Linked DNA regions of Homo sapiens: region 1 is linked to region 2. The links are chromatin loops, found by intact Hi-C in ENCODE. Cell type or tissue: A673. All regions are shown on one strand. Each heading gives the region's core, and the rest is flanking DNA. Links, peaks and the distances in the headings are about the cores only. Region 1 overlaps GOSR1 (golgi SNAP receptor complex member 1). Region 2 overlaps CPD (carboxypeptidase D).

Region 1 (16,342 bases), core at 2,848-10,847, 62 kb before region 2:
TCACGAGGTCAGGAGTTCAAGACCAGCCTGGCCAAGATGGTGAAACCCCATCTCTACTAAAAATACAAAAATTAGCCGGGTGTGGTGGCACGCACCTGTAATCCCAGCTACTTGGGAGGCTGAGGCAGAAAACTGCTTAAACCCGGGAGGCGGAGGATGCAGTGAGCCGAGATCGCGCCACTGCACTCCAGCCTGGGTGACACAGCTAGACTCTGTCTCGGAAAAAAAAAAAAGAAAAAGAAAACAAAACTGCGTAAGTGTCTTCCAATGTCGCTGTACCATTTTGCATTCACACCAGCAATGAGTGAGAGTTCCTGTTACTCCACTTCCTTCAGTGTTCCTTCTAATGTTGTCAGTGTTTTGGATTTTAGCCATTCTAACAGTTGTGCAGTGGTATCTTACTGTTGTTTTACTTTGCAGTACCCTAATGATACTTAATTACATTAAGTATCTTTTCACATGCTTAATTTATCATCTGTATATCTTCCTTGGTTAAGATGGCTGTTCAGATCTTTTTTCCACTTTAAAATTGTTGAATTTTAAGAGTTCTTTGTGGCCGGGCGCGGTGGCTCACGCCTGTAATCCCAGCACTTTGGGAGGCCGAGGCGGGCGGATCACGAGGTCAGGAGATCGAGACCATCCCGGCTAAAACGGTGAAACCCCGTCTCTACTAAAAATACAAAAAATTAGCCGGGCGTCGTGGCAGGCGCCTGTAGTCCCAGCTACTTGGGAGGCTGAGGCAGGAGAATGGCGTGAACCCGGGAGGCGGAGCTTGCAGTGAGCCGAGATCCCGCCACTGCACTCCAGCCTGGGCGACAGAGCGAGACTCCGTCTCAAAAAAAAAAAAAAAAAGAGTTCTTTGTATATTTTCATATAAGACCTTGTTCCTGGATTGGAAGATTTACAGTTGTTAAGATGTCAATTCTCTCCAAATGGATCTCTAGATTCAATATAATCTTATTTGAAATTTCAGCAGGCTTTTAAACAATGTGATATTAAAATTTATATGGAAGTGCATAGGACCCAGAGGAGTCAAAATAACTTTGAAGATACATGATAAAGTTAGGAGACTTATACACTACCTCATTTCAAAACTTATTATGAAGCTACAGTAACCAGAGTACAACTAGCCTAAGGATGGATCTGTAGGTCAACAGAACAGAACAAAGTTCAGAAATAAACTAGCAAGTGTCCAATTAATTCTCTAGAAAGATGTCAACATCTTTGAAAAGATTAAACAGAGGAAAAGAGTCTTTTCAACAAATGGTACTGAAACAATGGAATATACATGTGTTTAAAAAAAAATGAATCCTGACCCTTAACTTACACCACACACAAAAGTGAAGCCAAAGTGGATTATAAACCTAATGTTAAAGCTAAAACTGTATGATGTTGGCTGCAGGTTTAAAAACAAACAAACAAACAAAAAAGCTAAAACTAAAACTCCTGAAAGAAAACAAAAGAAAAAAATCTGTAACCTTAGGATAGCCAAGATTTCTTAAATAGGACCAAAATACATGAATCAGAAAGAAAAAACTGATCAACCAGATTTCATCAAAATTAAAAACCTCGGCTCTTTTGAAAGTCACCAGATGAAAAGAAAAGGAAGTCACAGGCTCAGAGAAAATACTTGCAAAACCTTTATCTGACAAAGGACTTACATCCAGAGTACACAAAGAACCCTTATAACACAATAGAAAAAAGCCCACAACAAAAGGCAAAAAGACTTGAACAGACCCCCTTACTAAAGAAGATATACAAATGTCACAATAACCTGTGAGTTGTGAATAATAAAAAAGAAGATACGTGAATGGTTAATAAGCACTTGAAGGAAGGCTTAACATCACCAGTCCTTAGAGAAATACAAATCAAAACCACAATAAAAACCATTACACTTCTACTAAAATGGTTACAATAGAAAGGCGTGTTGGCAAGGGCTTAAAGCAATTTGAACTCCCACACACCACTGACAGGAATGCAAAAATGGTATAACCACTTTGGAAAAGTTTGACACTTTCTTATAAATTGGAACACATCCTTACCATACAACTCAACAATACAACTCCAAGTATTTACTCAAGAGAAATGAGAACGGCAGGGTACAGTGGCTCACGCCTGTAATCCCAGCACTTTGGGAGGCCAAGGCGGGTGGATCACGAGGTCAGGAGATCAAGACCATCCTGGCTAACACCGTGAAACCCCGTCTCTACTAAAAATACAAAAAATTAGCTGGGCGTGGTGGCATGCGCCTGTAGTTCCAGCTACTTGGGAGGCTGAGGCAGGAGAATGTCATGAACCCAGGAGGTGGAGGTTGCAGTGAGCCAAGATTGCGCCACTGCACTCCAGCCTGGGTAACAGAATGAGACTCCGTCTCAAAAAAAAAAAAAAAAAGAGGAATGAGAACATGTGACCACACAAAGTTTTGTTTATGAATGTTCATAATAATTTTGTTTTTAATAGCCAAAAACTGAAAATAACCCAACTGTGCAACAATGGTTGAATGGATAAAGAAATCGTGGTATATCATACAATGGAAGTTATTCCGCTATTGAAAGAAATCAATTACTGACATTTAAGAAAAAGAATAAGTCTTAGAAACACTATGCTAGGTGAAATAAGTGCAGACTGTATGAATTCATTTGTATAAAATTCTGGAAAAGGTAAAACTAATCTATAGTGATAGAAAGCCAGTAAGCAGCTGCCCGGGACTGAGGGACGGGGACTGACTCAAAAGGGGCATAAGGAACTTTTTTGGGGTGATAGAAATGTTCTCTGTCTTACTGTGGTGGCGGTTAAAAGAGTCTATATATTTGTTAAAACGTACCAAACTGTAAACTTAAAATGGATACATTTTTACTGTAAGTAAATTCTACCTCAGTAAATCTGATTTATGAGGAAAAAGAATGGCAGCCTCGGCTGACCCCGGTGACACTCAGAGCCCCCCCACTGCTCACTTTCTTTTGCCCAGTGTGTCCTCTTCAGGTGCCAGAGTGAGACCTATAACCTGGGAGAGGGTTTGGACTATGAGTAAATGCGTGACGTTTCAAAATAGATCCATTTAATAATGTATGAGGAATGATACGGATTTAAGAAGAGAAGACAAAGGCATGGTCATGAGGTCTGAGTTTCAACTTTTCAATCTTTTTCTATCTCTACTTGGAGAACACCTACTCATTCCTCAAGAACCAGATCAGATGTTCGACTTCTCTAAAGCCCTTTCAGAAGCTTCAGCAGAGTAATGACTCCCTTTCATGTGCTCCTCTAGGGTACGCACAAACCTTTGCATATCATAATAAAGCACTTATTACTTTGCACTGGAACTACCGATTCACATTTCTTTTCTGCTCCCCACCCCACCTGGCTGAGCTCACTGAGGACAGGGATGATGCCACTATGCTTTACTCAACTTCTCTATCTCCAGCACCCAGCACAATACTTTCCACATCATAGATGCTCAACAAATGCTCGTTAAAACAACCAAAACTGGTACCAACAAATTATATGTGCATCCGGATATGCACATGAAGAAACAGGTGGAATGCAACTGAAATTTTATTATCTCCATCTAAAAAAAAAAAGGATTTGAATAAATAAAATGTTCATTATACTGATATATAATAAGACTAATGACTAATAAGAGTAATTTAAAAATAAATTGATTTTTTTTTTTTTTTTGGAGATGGAGTATTGCTCTGTCACCCATGCTGGCATGGAGTAACGCGATCTCAGCTCACTGCAACTTCTGCCTGCCAGGTTCAAGCAATTCTCCTGCCTCAGCCTCCTGTGTAGCTGGGATTATAGGCGCCTGCCACCACACCTGGCTTATTTTTGTATTTTTGGTAGAGATGGGGTTTCACCATGTTGGCCAGGTGGTCTTGAACTCCTGACTTCAAGTGATCCTCCTGCCTCGGCCTCCTAAAGCGCGGGAATTACAGGCGTGAGCCACTGCATCTGGCCATACATTGAGTTTTAATAGACAATCAGGGTCAGGTGACATTCATCTATCTAGTCCTACATGCCATTCTGGCATTGACGGGTTCCACAGGGCTGGAATCACTTAGCTCTAGGTGCACAATTCTAATGTATGAGTATACTTTTCTATTCTAACACCACTATAGGCAAAATGGCTCAATGTAATTTTAGAATTCGTCTACTCCATATCAAGCTCTGTAATAGGTTAACATTTTACATACATCCTCTCTCATCTTTGCAACATTCCATAAAGTAAGGGTTATTTCACCCATTTAAAAGACACTGGAAAGTCAGAGAATTTAAAGGTTCTTACCCCAAAAAGATAGAGTCCACACCAGGATTTGAACCCAGGACTCTCTGGCTTCAAAGCCCTGCCCTAATCATTTCACTATACTACCAATCCAAGGAATAAAGAAACTTAAGGTATCTTAGTCAGATAAAAGTGGTAAATTAATGAGAGGAAGATGAAAAAAAATTAACCCTAGAAACCAAGAAATATACTTAGTATTTTTATTATTATTATTATTTCAGAGACAGAGTCTTGCTATGTTGCCCAGACCAATCTCAAAGTCTTGGCCTCAAGCAATCCTCCCAACTCAGCCTCCTGAGTAGCGGAGATTACAGGCTTTACAGGCATGAGCCAATGCCCCCAGCAAGAAGTCTGTATGTTCTTATCATACATATGATTAAATGAAAATATACTCTAGGAAACCAACAAATTAGGATAATATTTTAAATATCATGACTACTCTAAAACTCTGCCAAAGGTATTTTTAAAATGTCAAGGATTTTTAAGCTGATGTGTTTAATGTGCACAATCTGCAATTCTAGTTGTAATCAATGACATGCCCATAAATCAGAGAGTACTTCTATGAAAACAGTCACAGCCTGTTAAGTATGGATAAAACTCCTCAGCTTTACCTTTTAGATGGTTCTATACAATTTCAGAATTCATGCCTCTTTCTTCAACTCTCTAATCTTATTATCCTTGGCAGTAAAATAATTTTACCAATTGCTTTCCCTATGACATTGTGAATGAAATTCCCATTTCTCTTTGCTAGGTATTGTTAGCTGCCATCTCTGGGAAGGAGAAAGTGTTTTTATAGACAAGCATGTCAAGGACAAATAATGGAGCTGAAATGCAAGGGTGGATGGCAAATAAATTGCATCTTGTGAACTAACTCCAACTAATTTCTGCCTGGAACACTGTGTTTAAAAGGATTCCTAGGCCACATCTGGAGGGACTCAGGAAAAAAACAAAAGAGAAGTAAGAAAGGTATGTGGAGAATCAGTAAAGTGTAGTGCCACAGTAGCCTAGGGTTTCAAGGAAAGGAGACTATGATATCAAGTCAGGCAGAGCAGCAGCCAAACAACATGAAGAAAAATGTCCATGAGACTTGGCATGCAGGAGATCACTGATGTGCCTATTGACAGCAAGTTCAGTAGTGTTGTGAGGGAAGAAGTCAATGGGCTAAAGCGGGAATGAGTGCTGACACAGAGACAGCAGGTGTAAACCAGAGACAGTGTACCGGATGGCTGAAGAGTCAAATACTTACACAGCAAATGGGGATAGAGACAAGTGTCCAATGCACGTATTGGCCTTCTCAGGACAAATATTCCATCCCTTAACAACTATAGGAAAGGGGTAAAGAGGGATACTCCTATAGGTCAATTTATAGAAAAGATCAAAACCTTAAAAATCTCAATGAAGTGGAAGCTAAGAACCTCTGTATCAGGTGAAGAGACAGGAAGGTCAAGAGGGGGAAGGAGAAGATTTGGTAAAGTTCTTGAAGAGAATGAGAACTAAACAGGGCTAGGCAAGCAAAAGGCATCAGGCAAGGCAGAGTACTCAGATGAGGTTGAAAATATTTAATAGTTAATTTAAAACAGAGTTAATCTGTATGACTAGTTGCTTTTTCTTTAGCCCTCTCATACAGAAGTAGAACAACAGACTGGATTGGGCTGGCATTTTGCCAGGGTACAGCAGGAAGACAGGGGCACAGGAAAGGCCCAATGTTGGGAGTATTTCAGTTAATCTCCTATGAGATCCAGGCTGGCTAAGGTAGCAAGGTAGGTTATAAGAAGAAAAATACAGACAAACTCATGAGACTGCAGAGGCTTGGAAGGAGAAAATGTGTTGGCTGACAGTGAGATGCAGAAGATTGCTAAGGTGACACACCTGTAGATGAGAAGGTGGTGGTCCCAGCCTGGGTAAAAGGTGACTGATCTACACCTGGTGATGACCACTGGCATTAAAGGAATCCAGAAGAGATGAGGCTTTTTCTGCTTGTGTAAGTTATCTCCTTATTCAAGTTTATCTTCACCACTGAAAACCTCTGAAAGTTGTCAACTTCATTAAGGTAAATACAGAAGACGTATTTTATTCAAAATGACAAAATGCTTCTAGAGAAAAAGCATCATATGCCTGGTCAAGTAATGAATGTATGATTCTGGATAAATTATGGCATTTCAATGTTTGAGGTAATATAGTCTGTCTGTCTCTACTCCTTAATTCTCCATCTATAAAGACAGCAAGAATATAATCAGCCATGTCTTTTTTTTTTTTTTTTTTTTGAGCCGGAGTCTCGCTCTGTCACACAGGCTGAAGTGCAGTAGCGTGATCTTGGCTCACTGCAACCTCCGCCTCCCGGGTTCAAGCAATTCTCCTGCCTCAGCCTCCCAAGTAGTTGGGATTACAGGTGCCCACCACCATACCCGGCTAATTTTTGTATTTTTAGTAGAGATGGGTTTTCACCATGTTGGCCAGAAAAAGCCATATATCTTGTATAAAATAAATACAAAGAGAGAAACAATGGGTGACAGAGTGAGACCCTCAAGTCAAAAAAAAAAAAAAGTCTGGGCACATTGCCTCACGCCTGTAATCCCAGCACTTTCAGAGGCTGAGGTGGGTGGATCTCTTGAAGTTAGGAGTTCAAGACCAGCCTGGCCAACAGAGTGAAACCCCATCTCTACTAAAAATACAAAAGTTAGCTGGGTGTAGTGGCAGGTGCCTGTAGTCCCAGCTACCTAGGAGGCTGAGGCAGGAGAACCGCTGGAACCCAGGAGGCAGAGGGCACAGTGAGCTGAGATCACACCGCGACACTCCAGCCTGGGCAACAGAGTGAGACTCTGTCTTAAAGAAAAAAGAAAGAAAAGATTATAAAGGCAGAAATTCTTGGGGTGGGGAGAAGAACTATACAAAATTAACTAGATACTTTTTCAAGAAGAAAAATATCAGGGAGTAGTGAAAAAGAACAATTACATAAAGAAAGAGAAATTATCTAAATAGCAACTAAAAACCCTATGAGAATGTATCAACAGTCCAGCAAAAAACAAGTAGTTACAAGCTTGACACTAATTCAAAGTCAGTATTTTCTTCTGACTGACAGACTCAGGGAAAGAGAAGCCAAAAACGAAAGTTACTTTATCCACCATATAGCAAAAGAAATTTGTCATCCATAACATAAATTGCTAAAACCTAACAGCATTTATTTTTATATAAAAAGAGTATTAAGGAGAGCTGGTAAAAACAATTCATTACAAAGTTGTGTGTGTGTGTGTGTGTGTGTTTAAGTATGGCATTCATTTACAAAAACTGATTTACTCTTTTTCCAGGCAAAAATATGTGCTTTTGGAGCAAGTAAAAAATTACATTAACATTAAAAAACAATATTTATGAAGAAGCAAAAGCTTAAACATAGTTCTAGCCATAAAAGGTCCGACCCTACTGCAAAATATCAAACTTGGAAATTTGCCAATATTATAGAAAAACTTTGCAAATGAGTGTGTTCTTTAATCCTGCAATTCTGATTTAGGAATTTAGAATGAGGAAATCATGACGGATACACACAAAGGCTTTACTGTGTATAATAGTAAAAACAGAACATAACCCAAAAGGCCAACATTAGGGAAATGGTTACATAATTTATGGTTTATCTTTATTATGGAATATATGCACCATTTATTTTAAAAAAACAAAAAATCAAATTATATGGGAAAAAGCTTGCAATCTACTGAAGAGTAAAAAATATTACAGAATTTGTAGTAATGTGTCATTTCAATTTTCTTTTTGTGTTGTTGAACTATCCATACTTTCTAAAATGAGCACTATGAAAGGCATTTAGCTTTTGTTATTTAAAGTTATTTCAAAAAAATCTTGCCACTTCTTCCTCAAAGCACTTGGCAAATGAAATACAAAAACACTGAAAAACTAAAGTTTTTCACATTATTTTGTAAACATATTTTACTGATAATTTTAATGTTATTTTATTACCTAGCAAGTATTTGTAATTACAAAAAAAAATTGATTTAAGAGAAGTATTTAGAAGCTTGTGTTATCATACTGAGGGCAATGACGAAGCCCATCTTTTCAGTCTCTACGACTCATCTAATTCATCAGGAGCTCTTATTCCATTCAGTTTCATCCTGTCTCAGTCTCTCTCTGTAGAGAATTAGCACATGCACTGGCCGGGTGCGGTGGTGGCTCACGCCTGTAATCCCAGCAATTTGGGAGGCCAAGGTGGGTGGATCACGAGGTCAGGAGATGGAGACCATCCTGGCTACATGGCGAAACTCCATCTTTACCAAAAATACAAAAAAATTAGCCAGGCATGGTGGCACACGCCTGTAGTCCCAGCTACTTGGGAGGCTGAGGCAGGAGAATCGCTTGAACCCGGGAGGCAAGCGGCTGCAGTGAGCTGAGATTGAGTCACTGCACTCCAGCCTGGGTGACGGAGCGAGACTCCATCTCAGAGAAAAAAAAAAAAAAATAACAACCATATTAAGGTAACAATTAAGTGATGTGAAATATTCAACAGCATAGGATCTTTCCTAATTATGGTTGGAACAGTTGCAATTCCTTTTCTATTGAAAAGAGTCATTAGGAGAATAAAATGAATTAGCATGGACAAGGCACTCAGTATAATAAACATCATAAAATGTTGGTTACATAAGTAAATGAATTAATAAACGTGGAAAACCACATAATGCACATACATTCAATACCTACTTTCGAAGGTGGTCATGTTCTTTCAAAAATAGCTCAGTTCTTCTGTTGTTTACTCCAGACCCACTTTTATATGACCTGGGACAAAAGAGAAAATTTAAAAACATTTTTGGCAGAGAATACAAAATCAGATTGACTGACCCTAGTGATCTTGAAAGTAGAAAAATTGAGCCTCTCCAGAGTTTTGAATGAACAATGAAAGTACATAATCCTTTGCATTTCCCTCTGAAAAATGTTATCTATTTTAGGTAGATAAATATTAATGCCTCTGCATCTCTAATTTAGGCCCAACAGTTTACTGTTTTTCACCAAAATAACTCAACATTCTGAAACAAACAACCAAAACAATCTTACTTTTCCTTTACCTCCTATCTCTGATATCTTCATTTTTCTCCAAGTAGAAGTAAAACTTAGGACTGATTTAGTACACAGCACACAGGGTGGGAAAGCTGTTGAAATGAAATGTTTTCTTTCACAATAATATATGTGGTCCACCAACTGAAGCCTAAGGAACACTGAAATCAAGCTAAAGATTTGCTCATTTTGGCACACTTAAGGATAACCATTTTGGTCTTCAGTGTATTGAAGTTGACAAAAAAATTACTCTTATCACTACTATCAAAAATTTAATTTTTCTGTTTTCCACTAATAATAAAGTATCAGGAACAATTTTTTTTTTTTGGAGACAGAGTCTTACTTTGTTACCCAGACTGGCATGCAGTGGCACAATGTTGGCTCACTGCAGCCAACATGCTGTTAAAACTGAAATACTGGCTGAAAGGCAGTGCTACAGGAGAAACCACCACCAAGGAAAGCAGAATAATATAACCAAGAACACATTGGACTCAGGAGACTGATGACTTGGATTTAAATCTATACTGAATCATTTCATAGCCACTTCACCTCAGACAAGTGTCTCAATACCTAGTTTTGTAAAATGAGACTGATCATTTCTATCTTAACCAAAAGATTGCTATGAGGCCAAAAAAATATAATACATTAAAAAATACTGTGTAAACTACTACATATACTTTCCTCTAGCACCTAGATTCTAAACTCCTACAGGACCACATTGGTCTTTTCCTTTCTTTTTTTTTTTAGACAGAGTCTTGCTCTGTCACCCAGGCTAGAGTGCAGTGGCACGATCACAGCTCACTGCAACCTCCACATCCCAGGTTAAACCAATTCTCCTGCCTCAGCCTCCCGAGTGGCTGGGATTACAGATGCCTACAACTACGCCCAGCTAATTTTTTTATTTTTAGTAGAGACGGGGTTTCACCATGTTGGCCAGGCTGGTCTTGAACTCCTGGCCCCAAGTGATCCACCTGCCTCAGCCTCCCAAAGTGCTGGGATTACAGGCGGGAGCCACCACGCCTGGCCGGTCTTTTCATTTCTACCTTCTGCTGTGACTAACTCAGAGTTGATACTCAGGAGACAGTTTAATGAATAGATGAACATATCTTTTATGGCCATTTTTCAAAAAGCAAGTTATTACAATGGGTTGCATTCTAGTGATTCCCACAAATTATGGGGGGGCTCAGTGTCTATACATTAAAGACCATCCCCTATATGGGTTCCCAATGCATTCCTCAAAACATATATATAAATGGACTACATGGAAATTAAACAAAAGACTTAAATGTCCTGAAGGACTAAAAATATTACAACAATCTTACTGTTGAAACTGTTACTGTTACAATAAAATAAAGGATCTCTAGGAAAGTGTTTTCGAGAGTACACATAATATACAGTTTACCATAAATGTGTATCATAGTTTATAAAATGTATCACATAATTTATCACAAATGAGATGATGACAGGTATCATTAGATGGCTCCAAATTGGAACATCTTCAGCTTCAATGAGACGCCCATGGGACTTAACTTTGTCAGTAGTGTTCAGTTGTAAAAAAATTTCCAAAAATGCTATGAAATGCTAGAATAGATCATTAAAGGTGAGGTGAAGGGACAGAAGAAAAAAACAAATATTTAAAATTATAGATTGAGATCAGTATGAGAATGTTGGGAGTCCTTAAATAATTTAACATAAGGCTATGAGTGAGTTTGTACATATTACTGTTTGTAATATGTAACTGTTGGGACAAGGGAGAGGGCCAGGGGATAGGTGATAATCAGGAAGAGAAACATAGGGAGCTTCAGTTACTGATAATGTTACAATTAAAGAATTTTTTTTTCTTTGACACATCTGCAGAGGATCATAAAAGTAACATTATAATTCTTAGGGTGGGAGGTAAGAGATCAGAGAACCATGAAGAACCACCTAAGCTGGACTTTGAATTAAGACAGGAAAGTCAAGGTTGGCAGGAGCCAATGATAAAGTAAGAGGAAGCATGAGATAAAAATGGAAAAGTAGATTAGGATGACATTGTAGCAGCAATGTTAAAAAGACAGTGAAATGGGAATTGGAAACCCTAAAATCTCAACCACGGTTCTGCCACTCAATTTGCAATTAACCGTGAACATATCCTAAAGCCAAATCTGAATAAATATTCTACAAAATAATATAAAAAGTAACTTACTCAATATCTTTTCGTACTGATCCCATAAGATTCTCCCTTTCCCGTATTGCCATAAAGTTTGCTTTGGTTTTATGGAATTCATGTGTATAATCCTGTAATAAATCAACATCCAGTCTCAACAGAAGCTAATTATGGATTTTCATCTCACTGAACCAGTTATGTATCGTCATCACACTGTAAATTTGTCAAGAAAACTGCTATTTAAGAAATCAAATTAACCAAAGGTAAAAATAACTTTAAAATTACTTTCCTGAAGAGTGACCAACTTCTTTCAAGTGAAAATAATTCAGTGCTAGGGAAACAGTGCCATTAAATCACTATCCTTTGTACCTCCTAGTACTCTGTCTTACGAGGCAGAATTAAGAAGAAAAAAATTCTGAGATAAAATAACTTCAAATAGTCTAGGAGAAAACTTGAGAGGCTCTTTTTACTTAGTAGTATACTTAATAGAGCTTATTTTCAAATTTCATCATTTTGGAGCTCTCACAAAAAATTTAATTCCTAAACAAAAAAGAACAGAATCAAGAGAATTATAAGGAACAAAATAATCTTTAAACATTTTCTACTATTTTTGTACCACTGTTAAAAGTACTTCATTACTTTTCATAAATTCAGAGATGTAGATAAAGAAGAAAATCAAAATCTTGTCTCCCAGAGTCCCTGTTGACCTTTTAAAAAACAAAAGTAACACATAAACATGGAGGAGAATATTAAAAGAGCACCAAAAGAAATAAAGGTGAAACAAAGGAAAACAAAACATTCTGCTCCATACCTCATAACTGTTACCATCATTTTGTATTTTCTTCCAGGAAATTATTATTTTCTTTTTTTTTGGAGACAAGAGTCTTGCTCTGTCGCTCAGGCTGGAGTATAGTGGTGCCATCTCAGCTCACTGCAAACACCACTTCCTGGGTTCAAGCGATTCTAGTGCCTTGGCCTCCCTAGTACTGGGACTATAGGAGCGTGCCACTACATCCAGCTAATTTTTGTATTTTTAATAGAGATGGAGTTTCACCATGTTGGCCAGGCTGGTCTTGAACTCCTGACCTCAACAGTTCCACCCACACTGGCCTCCCAAAATGCTGGGATTACAGGCGTGAGCCACTGCACCTGGCCAGGAAATATGTTTTTACATATACAAGCTTATCTATTATTTCTTTCACTTTGCCAAGTAAGTCATAATATACATTCTGATGTACACCTTGCTTTTTGTACTTCATAAAGTATCAAGCAATCTTTCCATATTAGGAAAAAGAAATCTACATCATTCTTTTTAATAGCTGCATAGAATATTATCTTATGACTATCACAATTTAATAAATTCCCTACTGATAAACACATTAGTTGTTTTCATTTTGTTTGCTATTAAAAATACTGCAAGACTAGGCAGGGTGGCTCATGCCTGTAATCCCAGCACTTTGGGAGGCTGAGGTGGGCGGATCACTAGAGGTCAGGAGTTCGAGACCAGCTTGGCCAACATGGCGAAACCCCGTCTCTACTAAAAACACAAAACTTAGCCGGTGTGGTGGAACGCACCTGTAGTCCCAGCTACTTTGCTCAGGAGTTTGAGGCAGGAGAATCACTTGAACTTGGGAGGCAGAGGTTACAGTGAGTTGAGATCATACCACAGCACTCCAGCCTAGGCAACAGAGCGAGACTCTGTTTCAAAAAAAAAAAAAAAAAATACTGCCAATAAACATTCTTACATATATTTTTTAAACTGAACTCTTTTATTTTAAAAAAAACTATATTTAGGCTGGGCGCAGTGGCTCACGCCTGTAATCCCAACACTTTGGGAGGCCAAGGCAGGCGGATCATGAGGTCAGGAGATGGAGACCATCCTGGCTAACACGGTGAAACCCCATCTCTACTAAAAATACAAAAAAATAGCCGGGCATGGTGGCGAGCGCCTGGAGTCCCAGCTACTCGGGAGGCTGAGGCAGGAGAATGGTGTGAACCCGGGAGGCAGAGGTTGCAGTGAGCCAAGACCGCGCCACTGCACTCCAGCCTGGGTGACAGAGTGAGACTCTGTCTCAAAAAAAAAAAAAAAAAAGTATATTTAAAGAGTAAATGTCTATTAAGTTCAACAGAGCTTAAAAAAAAAAAAAAGGAGTAAATGACTAGCAATAGAATAATTGGATCAGGGCTGGGTACGGTGGCTCATGCCTGTAATCCCAGCACTTTGGGAGGCCGAGGTGGGTGGATCATGACATCAGGAGTTCAAGACCAGCTTGATCAATATGATGAAACCCCATCTCTACTAAAAATACAAAAATTAGCTGGGCGTGGTGGCGCACACCTGTAGTTCCTGCTACTCGGGAGGCCGAGGCAGAAGAATCGCTTGAACCCAGGACGTGGAGGCTGCAGTGAGCCGAGATCGCACCATTGCACTCCAATACTCCAGCCTGGACAACAGAGCGAGACTCCGTCTCAAGAAAAAAAAAAAAGAATAACTGGATCAAAGAATCTCACATTCATTTAAATTCTGGTAGTGCTAAACTGCCTTCTATAAACATTACATCAATTTATGTTCCCACCAGCAATATATGAGTACCCTTTTTAAATTTTTACTCTTGCCAATAATGGGTTATAAATGTTTCAACATTTGCTAATCTGACATGTGAAAAATCACCTCTTTTAGATTTCTGTATTTTTATTTGGAAATACTGCTGAAAATGTTTTTATAGTTTTGGCCATTCATTTTTTTGTAAGCAATTTTATATCCTTTGTCCATTTTCCTACTGTCTTTTTCTTATTTCTATTATATCTCTGTGTAGTAAGCAAATTAGCCATTCGTTATGGTTTCCAGTATCAAGTCTTATTTAGAAAGTCCTTTCTGCTCCAAAGTTTACAAATTTCACCTCTGCTTTATGGTTTCTTTTTCTATCCTTCTTGGATCCATTTGGAATTTGTTCTGGATGTGAGGATTGAGATAGAATTGTTTTTTTAAAATCTCTGAATAATTAAGCAATGGTTATAGTTCCATTTATTTTATAATTTCTCTTTGCCCCACTGATTTTAAACAACATCTTTATCAGAAACTAAAAATTTCCAAACATAATTGGGTCTACATATAAACTCTGTTTAATTGTTTTTATTTATTTATTTTTTTTCTCTAGTATCAAACTGTCTTAACTATTCCAGCTTTTTAACAGGTTTTAAGATCTGGTAGAACTAGGAACCCTCTACCACTTATCTTCATTTTCAGGTTGTTTTTCTTGGTTGTTCTTGTATGTCTATGATTCCAAATGAACTTTGGTGTCATTATGTCATTTGTTTTTAATTAAACAAACAACGATACAACCCTGCTGTTTCCACTGGGATGTCATGCAATTTAGACGAAAGTCTTCCTATCCAAAAACAGAATGATTCTTTCCTTTACTTAAATCTTGTTCTATGTCCCTCAGTAGAATTCTGCACATACAAGTCCTACACATTTCTTATTTAATTCATATATAAATGCTTTATAGTTTCTTCCATTGTATTTTCTAACAGGTTATCATTTATTTCCTATCATAATAGGAAAACTATTTGCTTTTATGTATTCATTTTGTGATCTACCATCTTACTGAATTTAATTGTTTCTAACTTTTTATCAGGTAATTTTCTTGCGTGTACTAGACATATAATTTTATCCTGCTACCTCACAGAAATTTTGCCTCTTCCTTTCCAATATTTACATCTTTTTTTTTTTTTTTGAAACAGTCACTCTGTTGCCCAGGCTGGAGTGCAGTGGTGCAATCTCGGCTCACTGCAACCTCCACCTCCCAGGTTCAATGTTCAAGCTATTCTCCTGCCTCAGCCTCCCAAGTAGCTGGGATAACAGGCACCCACCACCACGCCCCGCTAATTTTTGTATTTTTAGTAGAGAAGGGGTTTCACCCTGCTGGCCAGGCTGGTCTCCAACTCCTGACCTCAAATGATCCGCCCACCTCAGACCTCCAAAGTGCTTGGATAAGAGGTGTGAGCCACCATGCCCAGCATACATTTCATTTCTTTTTACTGTCTAATTGCACCATCAAGAACTTAAAAAACAACGTTATACATTTGTAGCGATCATGGGTATCCTTGTCTTGTTTCATACAATGGGAATGTTTTTATTGCTTTCTCTTTAAACACAATGCTAGCTTTTAACCCGATAATACATTTTTGTATTAAAGTATCTTTCTATTCCTACTTTTTTTTTTTTTTTTTTTTTAGATGGAGTCTCAGTCTTGTAGCCTAGGCTGGAGTGCAGTGGTGCAATCTCAGCTCACTGCAACCTCCGCCTCCTGGGTTCAAGCTTCTCCTGCCTCAGCCTCACAAGTAGCTGGGATTACAGGCGCCCACCACTATGCCCAGCTTATTTTTATACTTTTAGTAGAGACAGGGTTTCGCCATGTTGGCCAGGCTGGTCTCCAACTCCTGACCTCAGGTGATCCACCTGCCTTGGCCTCCCAAAGTGCTGGGATTACAGGCACGAGCCACTGCGCCCGGCCATCTATTCCTACTTTTAAAAACAGTTTTTAAAATTAGAAATAGTTGCTGACTTTTCTCAATATTAAAAATATTTGTGGCTGGGTACAGCGGCTCATGCCTATAATTCTAGCACTTTGGAAGGCTGAGGGGGTGGATTGCCCATACACAGGAGTTAAGAGAACAGCCTGGGCAACATAGCAAAAACCTGTGAACACAGGAGTTAAGAGACCAGCCTGGGCAATATAGCAAAACCTCGTGAACACAGGAGTTAGAGACCAGCCTGGGAAACATGGCAAGGACCTGTCTCTGCAAAAGCTTTTAAAAAATTAGCCAGGCGTGGTGGCATGTGCTTGTGGTCCCAGATGCTC
Region 2 (16,342 bases), core at 8,186-16,185:
TTCAAGTGATTCTCCTGCCTCAGCCTCCTGAGTAGCTGGGATTGCAGGTGCCCACCACCATGCCTGGATAATTTTTGTATTTTTAGTAGAGACAGGATTTCACCATGTTGGCCAGGCTGGTCTCAAACTTCTGACCTCAAGTGATCCACCTGCCTCTGCCTCCCAAAGTGCTGGGATTACAGACCTGAGCCACCGCACCTGGCCTAGGTTTTTAAGATTAAATATATGGCTTCAAAAGAAATTTAGTGCTTGTAGTGGATACTCCCATGTCTCCTGGAACTTAAATTCACTTGTCTTCTATCAGGGTATACGGGTGGGAAAGTTGCAGAGGTGCTAGGTTATGACATTCTCTGCCAAACACATCCTTCTCACCCTGTTTCTCGGATCCCCTGCTGCTTTAGTTAACACTCTGCCAAAAATGGAAGAATCACAGAAAAGACCTCATTACTCATTAGTGTGAGGTTCTAACCCATTCATTTACGGACCACTAGATATCTGAAAACCATTAAAAAACAAAGGCAACGACTAAAATGCTTTCATATTTTACCCTTACTTCAATGGGTATTCAAACTAACTCTTCAGAAATAAGTTAGCTAGCAGGAGGAAGGGAAAATATCCTGTGGTAACATCTATACTTATCAAAAGATAAAAAAGAAAACTACAAGAGAAACCCTGTCTCTACTAAAAATACAAAAATTAGTCGGGTGTGGTGGCACACACCAGTAATATCAACTACTTGGGAGGCTGAGGCACAAGCATCCCTTGAACCCAGGAGGCAGAAGTTGCAGGCAGCTGAGATAGTGCCATGCACTCCAGCCTGGGCGATAGAGAGAAGCTCTGTCTCAAAAAAAAAAAAAAAAAAAAAAAAAAGTTACTAGCATGTTAAATAGACTGCATTGCTTTGGGCTTACCTGTATTTAGCAAATTAAAAGAACGAGAAATGTTCTTTCTATGCATTTTCTATGTTCTTTGTGCTTCATCAACTAACACTTCTGTTACTCCTTTAAAGGAAAAACTATCTTGAACACATTTCCAATAAATTCTACTATGAATTGGAACTGACTGTAGAATTACTTCAGCCTAACTCTCCTTTTAAATAAAAAACCTAAGGCCATGAGGATCAGGATTTGATGTGTATTCTAAAATGTCTTGTTTAATGTCCAGGTTGGAAGCATGTCACAATGAGTCAACTAAGCAATAACTAGAATATTTACCCCAGGAATCTTTCCTTTTTTTTTTTTTCGTGTACTCTATCTGCCACTAAAGGAGAGTCAAAGGTATAACCAGCCCTAAACTTCGCAGCAATCCATTCAAAGTTGCTTAACAGGCTCTCTAGAACGTTCTAGTAATAATCCTCCAGAATGGAGCCATGTTTGTCCTCCGAGCACTCTATTTCAAAGCATTCAGTCACTCACCCTCGAGCAGATGCTGTGATTTTATAAGTTCCTGGAACCAAGAGACGCCAGTAATCTCCAGTTTTGTAAGTAGTCACTGGGTGATTAATCTCAGCAACACTAATGGTGGCATTTAATATACCCCTGCCATCTGTGGCATCTAGAACAAATCCTCTGACGCCCTGATGAACCTGGATTAAGTACAAGGACACCAGATTTCAATAATAAACATCATCATCTAATTATCTTGGGAGGTCATATTCAAAATAACAGATTGTCAACACAAATAAATGGAACAAACAGGAATTTAGGAGTTCAGAGTAAAGTTCAATGTAAATGTTCATTAAAATATTTCTGAAGGCTAATTTTTCATAGGCTTTGTTTCTCTTTATCATGAAGAATATAAATAACACTGTTTAAACTTTAGCACATTCTGATGATTTCAGAATATATGACATTCTACAAGAAAACAGACCTGGCCTTTTCAAAAGGAAATGGCATTTTTTAAAAACAGAAGGACTCTTATAGTTCAAAGAATAGTAAAGAGATATAATAATCCAATGCAATGCATGAAACTTGACTAGATCCTGGTCATAAAATACAGCTGTAAAATTACATTTTGGGGACAAATATGGACATTTAAATATAAACTAAGTATTAGGTAATATTAGGGAATTACTGTTAATTTTCTTGGGTAGGACAGTAGCACTTAGAGATAGTATGTAGTAGCTCCTTATTTTTAGGAGATAGATGCTGAAATATTTAGGGGTAAAATACCATACCTGCAATTTATATTACAATAGTTCAGTCAAAAATATGTATGTGTATGTGAGTGTGTAAATAAAATTTACATTAAAATAAAGCAAATATAACAAAATGTTAAAAATGTTAAATCTAGGTATAGGAATAATTATTGGCTAGTCATAACTTTTCTGTATATTTAAAATTTTTCAGAATAAAATGTCTTTAAATATAGTAAAAAAAACTCACAGACTTTATGTCACACCACTCAGGAAAAAGAAAAATGCAGAAATGTACTGGCAGAAAGTATTAGTCTGATTATCCTAATTAACATTAGTATATTTCTTATAATCTTTACCTACTGGCCACCACACATATCCAAACAAAAGGAAATTAATCATTTCACAGTAAATCACTGGCAACAAGAAAAAGAATAAAAACATTCACTCCACAGCCCATCTTTCTATCACTTGGCCAATGATTAGGTGTGTATCCAATTTATGCTGGTCTTTTTTAAACACGGGTAAAAAGTGACCACTAACCCTTAAGAGCAAAATATCACTACCTTGTTCAATCATTTTCTTCAACTTTTCCTCACATATACAAATAAACTCATTTCCATTCACGAATTTTCTAGATAAATATATTAAACACCTTGGAATATACAAACTGGTTAAATATACTAAAATGAATTGAAATTTTAAAGAGTGTATTCCAAAATCACTGCACAAAAACCACGTGTACGCACAAAAATCTTTTCACCCTCGGGAGAAATTTCATACTTCACTCCTGAATAGTCACCTGTTTCATAAACTGGATTAGTGATCTTCGATTCTGTTCCCAAAAGTTTGGCAGCTCTTTCTCAAGTGGATATTTCACACAACCTAGTTCAATAGTCACTTCAAAGCAATTTGTTTGTAAATAGTTCCAGTCCTGCATTCCTCCTAAAAGATAAAAATTAAAATTAGTCACTCTGAAGAAGTTCTAAACAGCTCAGATCCCAAAAGGTAAGCAACATTCCTAGTAAAAAGCCAAATTTATCTCTTATCAGCATTGATAAGCTAACGTGTTCATGTGAGGGCACTTTGATGCTTGCGATACAAGCAAAACACCTATACCTTCATGTGGAAGAAGTTGAATCTCTTAATAGACCAATAACAGGAGCTGAAATTGTGGCAATAATCAATAGCTTACCAACCAAAAAGAGTCCAGGACCAGATGGATTTACAGCCGAATTCTACCAGAGGTACAAGGAGGAACTGGTACCATTCCTTCTGAAACTATTCCAATCAATAGAAAAAGAGGGAATCCTCCCTAACTCATTTTATGAGGCCAGCATCATTCTGATACCAAAGCCGGGCAGAGACACAACAAAAAAAGAGAATTTTAGACCAATATCCTTGATGAACATTGATGCAAAAATCCTCAATAAAATACTGGCAAACTGAATCCAGCAGCACATCAAAAAGCTTATCCACCATGATCAAGTGGGCTTCATCCCTGGGATGCAAGGCTGGTTCAATATACGCAAATCAATAAATGTAATCCAGCATATAAACAGAACCAAAGACAAAAACCACATGATTATCTCAATAGATGCAGAAAAAGCCTTTGACAAAATTCAACAACTCTTCATGCTAAAAACTCTCAATAAATTAGGTATTGATGGGACGTATTTCAAAATAATAAGAGCTATCTATGACAAACCCACAGCCAATATCATACTGAATGGGCAAAAACTGGAAGCATTCCCTTTGAAAACTGGCACAAGACAGGGATGCCCTCTCTCACCACTCCTATTCAACATAGTGTTGGAAGTTCTGGCCAGGGCAATTAGGCAGGAGAAGGAAATAAAGGGTATTCAATTAGGAAAAGAGGAAGTCAAATTGTCCCTGTTTGCAGATGACATGATTGTATATCTAGAAAACCCCATTGTCTCAGCCCAAAATCTCCTTAAGCTGATAAGCAACTTCAGCAAAGTCTCAGGATACAAAATCAATGTACAAAAATCACAAGCATTCTTATACACCAACAACAGACAAACAGAGAGCCAAATCATGAGTGAACTCCCATTCACAATTGCTTCAAAGAGAATAAAATACCTAGGAATCCAACTTACAAGGGATGTGAAGGACCTCTTCAAGGAGAACTACAAACCACTGCTCAAGGAAATAAAAGAGGATACAAACAAATGGAAGAACATTCCATGCTCATGGGTAGGAAGAATCAATATTGTGAAAATGGCCATACTGCCCAAGGTAATTTACAGATTCAATGCCATCCCCATCAAGCTACCAATGACTTTCTTCACAGAATTGGAAAAAACTACTTTAAAGTTCATATGGAACCAAAAAAGAGCCCGCATCGCCAAGTCAATCCTAAGCCAAAAGAACAAAGCTGGAGGCATCACACTACCTGACTTCAAACTTTACTACAAGGCTACAGTAACCAAAACAGCATGGTACTGGTACCAAAACAGAGATATAGATCAATGGAACAGAACAGAGCCCTCAGAAATAACACCACATACCTACAACTGTCTGATCTTTGACAAACCTGAGAAAAACAAGAAATGGGGAAAGGATTCCCTATTTAATAAATGGTGCTGGGAAAACTGGCTAGCCATATGTAGAAAGCTGAAACTGGATCCCTTCCTTATACCTTATACAAAAATCAATTCAAGATGGATTAAAGATTTAAACGTTAGACCTAAAACCATAAAAACCCTAGAAGAAAACCTAGGCATGACCATTCAGGACATAGGCATGGGCAAGGACTTCATGTCCAAAACACCAAAAGCAATGGCAACAAAAGACAAAATTGACAAATGGGATCTAATTAAACTAAAGAGCTTCTGCACAGCAAAAGAAACTACCATCAGAGTGAACAGGCAACCTACAAAATGGGAGAAAATTTTCGCAACCTACTCATCTGACAAAGGGCTAATATCCAGAATCTACAATGAACTCCAACAAATTTACAAGAAAAAAACAAACAACCCCATCAAAAAGTGGGCGAAGGACATGAACAGACACTTCTCAAAAGAAGACATTTATGCAGCCAAAAAACACATGAAAAAATGCTCATCATCACTGGCCATCAGAGAAATGCAAATCAAAACCACAATGAGATACCATCTCACACCAGTTAGAATGGCAATCATTAAAAAGTCAGGAAACAACAGGTGCAGGAGAGGATGTGGAGAAATAGGAACACTTTTACATTGTTGGTGGGACTGTAAACTAGTTCAACCATTGTGGAAGTCAGTGTGGCGATTCCTCAGGGATCTAGAACTAGAAATACCATTTGACCCAGCCATCCCATTACTGGGTATATACCCAAATGACTATAAATCATGCTGCTATAAAGACACATGCACACGTATGTTTATTGCGGCATTATTCACAATAGCAAAGACTTGGAACCAACCCAAATGTCCAACAATGATAGACTGGATTAAGAAAATGTGGCACATATACACCATGGAATACTATGCAGCCATAAAAAATGATGAGTTCATGTCCTTTGCAGGGACATGGATGAAATTGGAAATCATCATTCTCAGTAAACTATCGCAAGAACAAAAAACCAAACACCGCATATTCTCACTCATAGGTGGGAATTGAACAATGAGATCACATGGACACAGGAAAGGGAATATCACACTCTGGGGACTGTGGTGGGGTGGGGGGAGGGGGGAGGGATAGCATTGGGAGATATACCTAATGCTAGATGACGAGTTAGTGGGTGCAGCGCACCAGCATGGCACATGTATACATATGTAACTAACCTGCACAATGTGCACATGTACCCTAAAACCTAAAGTATAATAAAAAAAGAAAAGAAAAAAAAAAAAAGAAAGTAACGTTGTAAAGAAAAAAAAGAATTCAAATATAGCTTACACTCTTCTATTAGCACATGTAAGATTCTTTCTAATAGCCAGAAGTAAAATGTAACCATTTAATCAAGTTTTAGTGCATTATTCTTACTCAACCCTCAACGTACATCAAACATAAAAGTAGTTGAAAAGATTATTTAAATATTTTAAACTATTTAAACCATGTTTTAAAAATAATTATTATTCCTCAAAACTAAAAGATAATAACAAGAAGCACCATCTAGGAAAGCAGAAAGGCCATCAAGTTGTAAGGCCTTGATATAAAAGAATCTTTACCTGGCACATTATACCAACTAGCTCCATTTGTTATTCCATGAGGAAAATATTCATTAGGATACATATTCTTGCAAGGTCTACCTTGAAACATCTGGGAATTTTCCTGGAAAAACAAAAAGAATCTTTACTTCTATTTGTTTGTATCTCCATCAAAAAAAAATACTGGAAAGATACAGGAAAATAATAAAAGTGGCTTCCAACAGGGTATGTGAGGGGTGGAGGTGGGAGTGGGGTGGGGCTATGAGCAGTGAGACTTTTCAGTGTATAGCTTTTTATGCCATTTTGATTTTTCACTATCTGAACTTATCTATTTTTAAAAATCAAAATACAATGTGCTCCGTAAGAAAATATTGACTTCATTTATTACTCGCAATTACAAGTAATATAAAACCTAGCTGAACCCCTCTCTAAAAAAAATTTCTGCTCATATTTATACTTTCGTTTCATGCTTTCAAGGAGCTTGAAGTCCAAAAAAGATAATACACACACAATAAAAGCAAGCAGCTTTCCCTGACTGCTAGCAGGAATAAGATGGCCCCTCTGTGCTCTGACTGCCCTCTGTACAATTATCTTACCCTATTACAACTAGTTGCACCTTTCTCTTCCCTAAAGACAATACACTATTCCTTGAAACAGTTTGTGTCTCTGTGTCCTCAGCATCTAGCATACAGTAGGTGTCCAACTGATAACTCAATGAAGGGTAAGAAAAACTGCCATGGAGACACAAATGCATGCCATTGAAAGCAAGAGGAGAGAAAGATTACATCTGATGAGAGTGGCAGGGGGAGTTTCCTAGAAGAAATTGAGCTTTGAAAGATGGTCAAAACTTCATTTATCTCTTTTTGAAACAGAAAAAAAGTACTGAAAGTGTGAAGAGAAAAAGAATAATTTCCCATTTTTCTACCACAGAGAATTAACCATTTAAAATATATAAACAGGGACAGGTAAGATCACACCTGTAATCCCAACACTTTGGGAGGCCAAGGTTGGAGAACTGCTTGAGCTCAGAAGTTCAAGACCAGCCTGGGCAATACAGTGAGACCTCATCTCTACAAAAAAAAAAAAAAAAAAAAAAAAGCCACACATGGTGCTACATGTCTGTAGAACCAGCTCCTTGGGAGGCTGAGATGGGAAAATAGCTTGACCCCAGGAGGTTGAGGCTGCAGTAAACCATGATTGCACCACTGCACTACAGCCTGGGTGACAAAGCAAGACTCTGTCCTAACAAAAACAAAATAAAATAAACGATCCCCATCTAGAAACTTAATATGCCAATTATAGGCTTATCATCCCATCACTCTCTTATCAAATAAAAACCATAATTTTAGATTACTGTAATAATTATATGCATGCTCTTTTGCTTTGGTTTTGTTTTGGTTTTGTTTTGGTTTTGAAACTGGGTCTTGTTTGTCACCCAGCTCAGAGTGCAGTAGTGGAAACACAGGCTCACTGCAGCCTCAATCTCCCCACGCTCAAGTGATCCTTCCACCTCACCCTCCTGAGGAGCTGGGACTATAGGCATGCACCCACACACCTGGCTAATTTTTGTATTTTTTGTAGGGATGGGGTTTGACTATGTTGCCCAGGCTGGTCTCGAACTCCTGGGCTCAACGAATCTGCCCACCTCGGCCTCCCAAAGTGTTGAGATTACAGGTGTGAGCCATCACACCGGGCTTGGTATATAACTTTTAGATCTCATTTTTTTAACTTATATACGAATACAGAATGGATCCTCCACCCCTCAGTCTTCTTTAGGTTTTCAAAATCCACTTTATTGAGATATAATTCACATTCCACACATTGACTCCATTTAAAGTGTACAATTCAATGGTTTTTAGTATTCATAGAGTTGTATAACCACCCACCATAATAAATTTTAGGACATTTTCATCACCCCAAAAAGAAACTCTATACCTATTAGCATTCTCCATTTTTCCCCAACCCCTACTCCCCACCCCCACTCCAAACCCTAGGCAACCACCAATCTACTTTCTGTCTCTATGGGTTTGCCTACTCTGAACATTACATATAAACTGAATCATACAATATGTAGTCTCTTGTGACTTCTTTCACTTAGTAGGTTTTTAAGGTTCATTCAAGTTGTACTGTGTATCATTACTTCATTACTTTTTATGGCTGAATAATATTCCACTGTATGATTTTGTATGTCTACTTATCAGTTTGTTAACCCATTCATCAGTTGATGGACATTTTGGTTGCTTCCATTTGGGGCTATTATGAATAATGCTGCTACAAATATTCATGTACAAGTTTTTGTGTGAATACATGTTTCCATTTCTCTTGGGTATATACCTAGCAGTGGAATGCTGGGTCATATTACAATTCTATATTTAATGTTTTAAAGCACTGCCAGACTGTTTTTCAAAGCAGTTATACCATTTTACACCCCACCAGCAATGTATGTAAGGTTTCAATTTTTCCACCTTTGCCTATGCATATTTTCCATTTTTTAAAATTACAGCCATTCTAGTGGGTAACAAGAGGTATCTCATTGTGGTATTGACTTGCATTTCTCTAATGGCTAATAATATTGAGCATCTTTTCATGTGCTTATTGGCCATTTTCTCTTCTTCAGAGAAATGTCCATTCAGATCCTTTGCCTATTTTTCACTTGGATGATTTGTCTTTTTATTATTTAGCCATAAGAGTTCTTTATATATTTTAGATATAACACCTTTATCAAAATATATGATTTACAAAAATTTTCTCTTATTCTGTGGGTCATCTATTTATTTATTTTTTGGGGGCTGGGGTCTCCTTCTGTCACCAAAGCTGGAGTGCAGTGGCATGATCATAGCTCACGATAGCCTCTACTTCTTGGGCTCAAGCAATCCTTCGGCCTCAGCCTCCCAAGTAGCTGGGACTACAGGCACGTGTCACCAAGCCCAGCTTCTGTGGGTTGTCTTTTTACTTCCTGGATGTTATATGTTATGGATTGAGTTGTGTCCTCCAAAAATATATTGAAGTCCTAACCCTCAGTACCTCAAAATGTGATCTTATTTAAAAATAAGTTCCTTACAGAGGTAATCAAGTTAAAATAAGGTGATTAGCATGGGCCCTAATCCAATATGACGGTGTCCTTGTACAAAGGGGAAACTGGGATACGAAGACAGAGGGAGAATGCCGTGTGATGATGAAGGGTTGGAGTGATGCACCTAGAAGTGAAGGAATGCCAATGGTTGCCAGCAAAGCACCAGAAACTAGGGAGAAACAAGGAAGGATTCTTCCACAGTTTCAGAGGGAGAATGGCCCTGCCAACACTGTGATTTTGGACTTCTGGCCTCCAAAACTATGAGACAATAAATTCCTGTTGTCTTAGACCACCCAGTTTGTGGAATTTTGTTACAGCAGAACTAGGAAACAAATACAGTTTTTTTTTGCAGTAAAGAAGTTTTAAATCTGGATTATGTCCAATGTATCAATCTTTTTTTGTCACTTGTGCTTCCGATGTCATATCTAGAGGAGGACCAAATCACAAAAATGTATTCCTATTTTTTCTTAGTTTTATAGTTTTAGTTCCTATATTTAGGTTTATGACCTATTTTAAGCTAATTTTGGGGTGTGGTGTGAGGAAGGTATCTAGTTTATTCTTTTGCATATAAATATCCAATTGTCCCAGCACCATTTATTTAAAAAATCTATTCTTTGCCTATTGAATTGTCTTGGCATCCTTTTCTAAAAAAAAAAATCAACTGACCATCAACATAAGAATTTATTCCTGGGTTCTCAGTTCTATTTCATTGATCTATATGTCTGTCTTTATGCCAGTACCACACTGTCTTAATTACTGTAGCTTTGTAGTAAGTTTGAAATTGGATGTATGAGTTCCCTAACTTTTGTCATTTATTCTTCATTTCAGAGATAATTTTGTCTTTTTCTTCCATTTTTTTCCTGAGTCCTATAAACTTTATTTTATTTATCCCTGTTTTTTGTTTCCTGGCCTCTGTTTTTATTTTTTGACTATCTGAGTTGAGGTAGTTTCTCATATTCTCAACGTATATTTGGGTATACTTAATCTGTTTAGAATGCCAACTGAACAGTTTTCTTCTGCTTCTCGATTATTTTTTGCTAATGGTAGGGTCTCCTTAGTGTCTATATGTGAAGTTTCATTTCCTAATTTTCTGCAATCATTTTCCATGGACTTTATTTTCCTCTTTATTTTTATGATATTGGGCATTTAATATTATTCCTAGCTTAATGGTACACTTTTCTGTCGGTCTAGCAAAATCCAGGTACCTCAGTGTGGTTATTTATTTGTCTTGGTGGTAAGGGTGGAGCTGAGAATCTTCTGATTTTAAAGTTCTTTTCTGTCTTGTAAAACCTTACATTTCTCCCCACTTTTTCCTTTTCCCATTCACCATCTAATTGCCAAGGAGCACTTCTTCATTTCTATCTTTGCCTCTTTTTTTCCTTCTCCAGAAGCTATGAGTTTGGAAGATCTCCCTGTAACCATCCTCTCCTTTTAAATTGTACTTATCCCATTAAATCACACCAGATCCTTTAAGTTGTGTGCATTTTGAAATCTCTTCCCTGTATTCCAGAGCTCTAATCTGCCCAGTTACTCTTTTAGTATTTTTGGATTTAGTGCATATGTGATGTATGGTGGTCATTCCAAATTACCTTCACAGCTGCCCTTCACTGGCACCCACTTCTGTCTTCTCCGTAAGTTTTCTTGGTCTGTTTTACCTCACCACAAAGCCTTGTGGTGGGGCGAAGGTGGGGTAGGTGCATGATAGATCATGCTGAGACTTCTTGATTTTTAAAAAATTTACAGTTATTTTGCAGTTTCAGGATCTTTTGTGATGCCAACAGTGTGGTTTTGTGTAAAATTTGGTAGTTTTTAAGTCGTTTTATATTGTTTAAAGAAAAACCCTGGGAGATAGGTTATCACATAGCCATCATTGTCTTTGGCTGCTCAGATGTCTCCCAAGACTATCTACTTTTGAGAAGTTTTGAAGAGTAAAAATAAAGAAACTTTGAATGGTAGCTTCATGGGGGCTTACTAAGGTTAGCAGAAGACAATATTTTTAGAGGAGCTGCTTATTGACCAAGAGAAAAAAGGCTGTGAGTGAAGACTGGGGAGTTTAATTATCACCTTCCTCATTTATAAAATAAGATATGAAGACACAAGATTCGAGGAGGCAGAATGCAGTGGGATCAAGAAATGGAGGAGAATATTGTTAAGACACACATGAGAAACAATTGAGAAGACAGAATCTTAGTGAACTCACATCAGATTACTCAAAGTTCTACTTGAGTTCAATGCAAAGTGATCTACTATGAATAAGAGGGATAGAGCTGGAACAGGAGGCTCAGATAGAGGATAAAGGCTCTGAATCACCATAGTGGGAACTGAGCCAGGGAGTCAAGTAGCTAAACAGGAAATGTTGCCATGTAGGACTGAGGGTTCAGCTGAAGTTGGAGAGCACACATATGGACTATAGCAAATTGCCGTGACAGTGTGACCACTCTAGGCTGTACTTGTAATATTGGTATGGAGAAAAGAGATAATGGTAATTACTGAGGACTGGAGGGCAAAGCAGTTATGTCAAAGGGGTGTACAAGACCCTTAGGAGAATCATTGAAAAGGTATGTCCATGGGTCTACCCTACAGAGAAAGGTAAATCAAATCAAAAGGGTTAATGGTCTAAGAAAACAAAGAGAAGATAAGGAACTAGAAGCCAAAATGAAGGCGAAAAGCAGAAATCATGAGAATGAGCATAGAATGTGATGAGAAAATATGCAAAATCCAGCCATTTAATTTTTATTTTGATGGTTGGGACACTATACATTCTCTTATTACTCCACGTATGTACTTCAAAAAAACATATATGTCCAAACAGAAAGCAATAATTCTCTAAGGTGAAATGAACAGCTGTACTCCTCTAGTAGAAACTCTGAACAATCTCACAAGATTCATTTGCAGAGGATGAGGGAATGGGAAAAGTGGAAGGATGGAGGACTGTGACTGGAGAGTGCAGAGTTACAGTAATAATATTCATTACCTATAACCAATAATAGTACCAATATAACCAATAACAATACTAAGTCAGTAGTAACACCAAACATTGAAACTAACAAGCTTAGTTTACAAGCCTCAACTTTTAACATGTTTTCTAAGACAATTTTTATTTTTTTGAGACAGGGTCTCAGCTTTGTCACCCAGGCTAGAGTATAGTATTGTGATCAAGCTCACTTCAACCTCAATCTCCTGGGATAGAGCAATCCTCCCACCTCAGCCTCCTAAGTAGCTGGAACAACAAATGCATGTCACCACAACCGGCTAATTTTTTTTTTATTTTTTATTTTTAGTAGAGGCAAGCTCTTGCTATGTTGCCCAGTCTGGTCTCAAACTCCTGAGAGCTCAAGCAATTCTCCTGCCTTGCCCTACCAAAGTGCTACGATTTCAGGCATGAGCCACCAAGCCTGGTCCTAAGAACGATTTTTAAATTAAATTTTCACACACACACACATTTTAACATTCCCGATTGTAAGAGTAATCCATGTTTATCATAGGAAGTTTGGAAAATACAGAAATTTCTGCCTGCTTTTCCTTGCTATATGTAACTACAGGATCTTAAATACCTTAGACTAAAGTTTGGCAATTTTTTCCTGTAAAAAACCAGAAAGCAAATATTTCAGACTTTTTAGATGCAAAAGTCTTTGTTGAAACTACCCAACTTTGCCCTTTGATCACTGGATTTTCCTTCTTTAGTTTGTTAATATAGTAAATTATACTGACTTACTTTGAAATGTTGAAGGAGAAAGCAGCCACACACAATATATAAAAATATAGCTGTGGCTGTGTGTCAATACAATTTTATTTACAAAAACAGGTGGTGGGCAAGATTTGGCTCCAGAGCTATAATTCATTAAGCCCTTATCTTGGCCTACTTTACTGGGCTTATAACTTATTTGTCAAATGAAATAAATTGACATGTATATGTTCCAGGTACTGTGCTAAAACCATAGATAAAAGGCCAATGGAGAAAGACATGTAGTGTATTCAAAAGTGAGGTGGGAAACAGGAGAAAAAGCTATTTTTCGGAAACAGCTGAAAAAGTCATGCTTTATTAACTATGGAAGCACTTGACCTGAGTCTTGCAGGACTTTAAAGCATATTTTTAAATAAAAGAATTAATTTTGTAACATTTTATATTCAAAGACAAGCCTACCTTGGAATAAGAAAGTGCTATTTGTTGGAACACAGCATCATCTGGTGATTTACTATATGTGGCAAGTCCTTGTTCATCATCATCAAAAGGGTAGTTAACCACCAAAGAACCTATAAGGGAAAAGAGGAAAATGTATCATGTTGTCTGTTTCAAGATGGATTATTAACATAAAGCTTTTCAGAATACTGCCAGAGAAGAGAAAACAATAAAATTTGCCAAGCAGAATTTCCTCAACAGAAATGAAAATTACACTAATTTCTTCAATTCAAAGTGAATAAGTGAGAAGATATCTTTCAAATGGCTAATTTTCTAAAGCCACAAAAAAAGATTTATAGTACTTCTACCAAACAGTCTACCTCAAAAAAATAATTAGCATCAATACGGAAAGGACTAGCAACAAAAGAAAAAAACAGATATACGGGATTCCATCAAAATCAAAAACTTTTATGCATCAAGAACATAAGAAAGAGAAAAGACAACCTATAGAATGGGGGAAAATGTTTTGCAAGCCTGATAAGGGTCCAGTGTCCAGTATTTAAAAACTCTTACAACTTAACAACAAAGACAAAAACTCAATTAAAAATTGGACAAAGGACTTGAACAGATATTTCTCCAAAGAAGATAGATAAATGGCCAACAAGCTCATGAAAAGATCCTCGGCATCATTAGTTATTGTGGAAATGCACACCAAAACCAAAATGAGGTCCTACTTCTCACCCACTAGGACAGCTATAATAATAAAAATAGAAAATAATAAGTGGTGGTGAGGATATGAAGAAACTGGAACCTCATACATTGCTGGCGGGAATGTAAAATAGTCCAGCCTCTGTGGAAAACAGTTTGGCAATTCCTCAAAAAGCTTAACATGGAATTATCATATGACAATTTCACTCCTAAGTGTACACCCAAAAGAACTGAATACAGGGGCTGCGTACAGTAGTTCACACCTATAATCTCAGCACTTTGGGAGGCCAAGGCAGGCAGGTGGATTGCTTGAGCCCAAGAGTTCAAGATCAGCCTGGGCAACACTGGGAGACCCTGTCTCTACAAAAAATTAAAAATAAGCCAGGTGTGGTGGTGCATGCCTGCAGTTCCAGCTACTTGGGAGGCTGAGGTGGGAGGACTGCCTGAGCTCAGGAGTTTGAGGCTGCAGTGAGCCATGATCACACCACTTACACTCCAGCCTGGGTAACAGAGTGAGACTCTGTTTCAAAACAAGGGGGGCACGGGGAAAAGAAAACAGGAACTCAAATAGATATTTGAATGCCAATGGGCATAGAAGCATTTTTCATTGTAGTCAAAAAGTCAAAACAACCCAAATGTCCATCAGTACGTAAATGGATAAAGCAAATGTGATATTGATATATACATATGTATATACAATGTACTATTATTCAACCATAGAAAGGAATGAAGTACTGATATATGCCACAACATGAGTGAACCTTGAAAACACTATGCTAAATGAAAGAAGCCAGACACGAAAGGTCACATGTTATAGGATTCCATTTCTATGAAATATCCAGAATAGGTAAATCCCTAGAGACAGAACAAAGATTGGTGGTTACCAGAGGTTGAGGGGAGAAGGGAAAGGGGAGTCACTGTTAAATGGGTGTGGGGTATCCTTTTGCGGAGATAAAAATGTTTTGGAACAAGATAGAGGGGGTGGTTGCAAAACACTATGAATGCACTAAACGCCACTGGAATTATGTAAACTTCACCTCAATAAAAAAATTAGTATCAAAATTTTTGAAATTTTATGAAAAAGAATATTGCTTTCCCCTATCTTCTTTCAAGATCCTTCTAAATTATAAAGATGGCAGGGAAAGGAATCAGAACATTCTGCCCCAGAATATAACTCTTTAGCATGTTAATTATTTAGAGCTGAAGGCAACTGAGAAACAGCAGATGCAGGAAAGGCTATCTACCCTCCCTCTTTCTGCCTAAAATTAGGGCATAAATTTCCCGTGAGAAAGGCACCTTCCTGGTACCATCAGAGATGGGATAGTCAACACCAAGATGAGTTGACACAAACAAACCTTAGTAAAATAACCCTCATCTTTCATTAGTTTCCCCCGCATATTTCCTAGTCACTTTCCCACAATTTTTTACCCCTAGAAGTCTAAACCCCTTCCTTTGTGTAGTCACTTTTCCACAAGGTATTACCCTTTGTTATAAGAGCACTAAGTCCTTAACACTGCTTTTTTGAGGGTTTCACGTCTTTCCTATGAACTCCCCCACTGCCTGTTGCCTGTGCCACATACAAACATCAAATAAAATTTGTATGCTTTTTTCTTTTAATCTGTCTTTTATCAGCTTAATTCACAAGCTCCAGCTGCGGACTCTATGAGGATTTTTTACTCCTGTACAGCAACAAAGAAATTCTCCTTCAAACTGCTTTGCCAAGATTTCAAACTCCATTTAAATAAGGATTTTAAGATGAGAAAACAAAATATGTCATGGAAAGAAAAATGTCTGCATGACTGAAGATTCCTACCTCTCACCATGCCAAGGTCTGGACACCACATCTGTAAATCTGTGACTTATTTTCACTGGAATGTAACTATTATTAACTTTCCAGATTTAGCCAACATGATGTGTGATTTATTATGAGACTATTTTTAAAGCTCTAAATAAGTGAATTTTATCAAACATAGCATTAAACACATAAAATATAATAAAAGAAAACAAAAAATTTATTTTGCCAACCAGGGTATAACTTCATAGTTCTTATTTGACTCTTTGAGAACAATATATGATTACCAACTGTAGAAGTACTTTTTTCTACTATTGGCAATCTTTCAAAGCAATTTTTGGAGAATCTCAATTAACCTCCT

Evidence for each region. A loop is a pair of places that touch in the nucleus more often than their neighbours do. Peaks named below come from ENCODE experiments on the same cell type or tissue, not always from the same donor. Only the 100,000 strongest peaks of a DNase experiment are listed, where the experiment ranks them.
Region 1: a loop joins it to region 2, with 4 times the contacts of the local background. A loop is called at or near these places in 3 of 110 quality-filtered maps.

Annotation. Positions count from the first base shown.
Region 1 is chr17:30,485,392-30,501,733 of GRCh38, reverse strand. It overlaps GOSR1 (golgi SNAP receptor complex member 1), which reads right to left. Exons shown (of 9, transcript NM_001007025.2): 5 at 11,517-11,608; 6 at 8,981-9,055. Among named protein-coding and RNA genes, the nearest start is that of GOSR1, 16 kb to the right of the region's middle. In A673, for the core only: no CTCF peak of the experiment used is centred there; no DNase peak of the experiment used is centred there; H3K27ac peaks cover 388 bases.
Region 2 is chr17:30,429,045-30,445,386 of GRCh38, reverse strand. CPD (carboxypeptidase D) reads right to left here. Exons shown (of 21, transcript NM_001304.5): 8 at 13,506-13,615; 9 at 6,310-6,412; 10 at 2,937-3,079; 11 at 1,416-1,585. Among named protein-coding and RNA genes, the nearest start is that of GOSR1, 40 kb to the left of the region's middle. In A673, for the core only: no CTCF peak of the experiment used is centred there; a DNase peak (open chromatin) is centred at 11,686.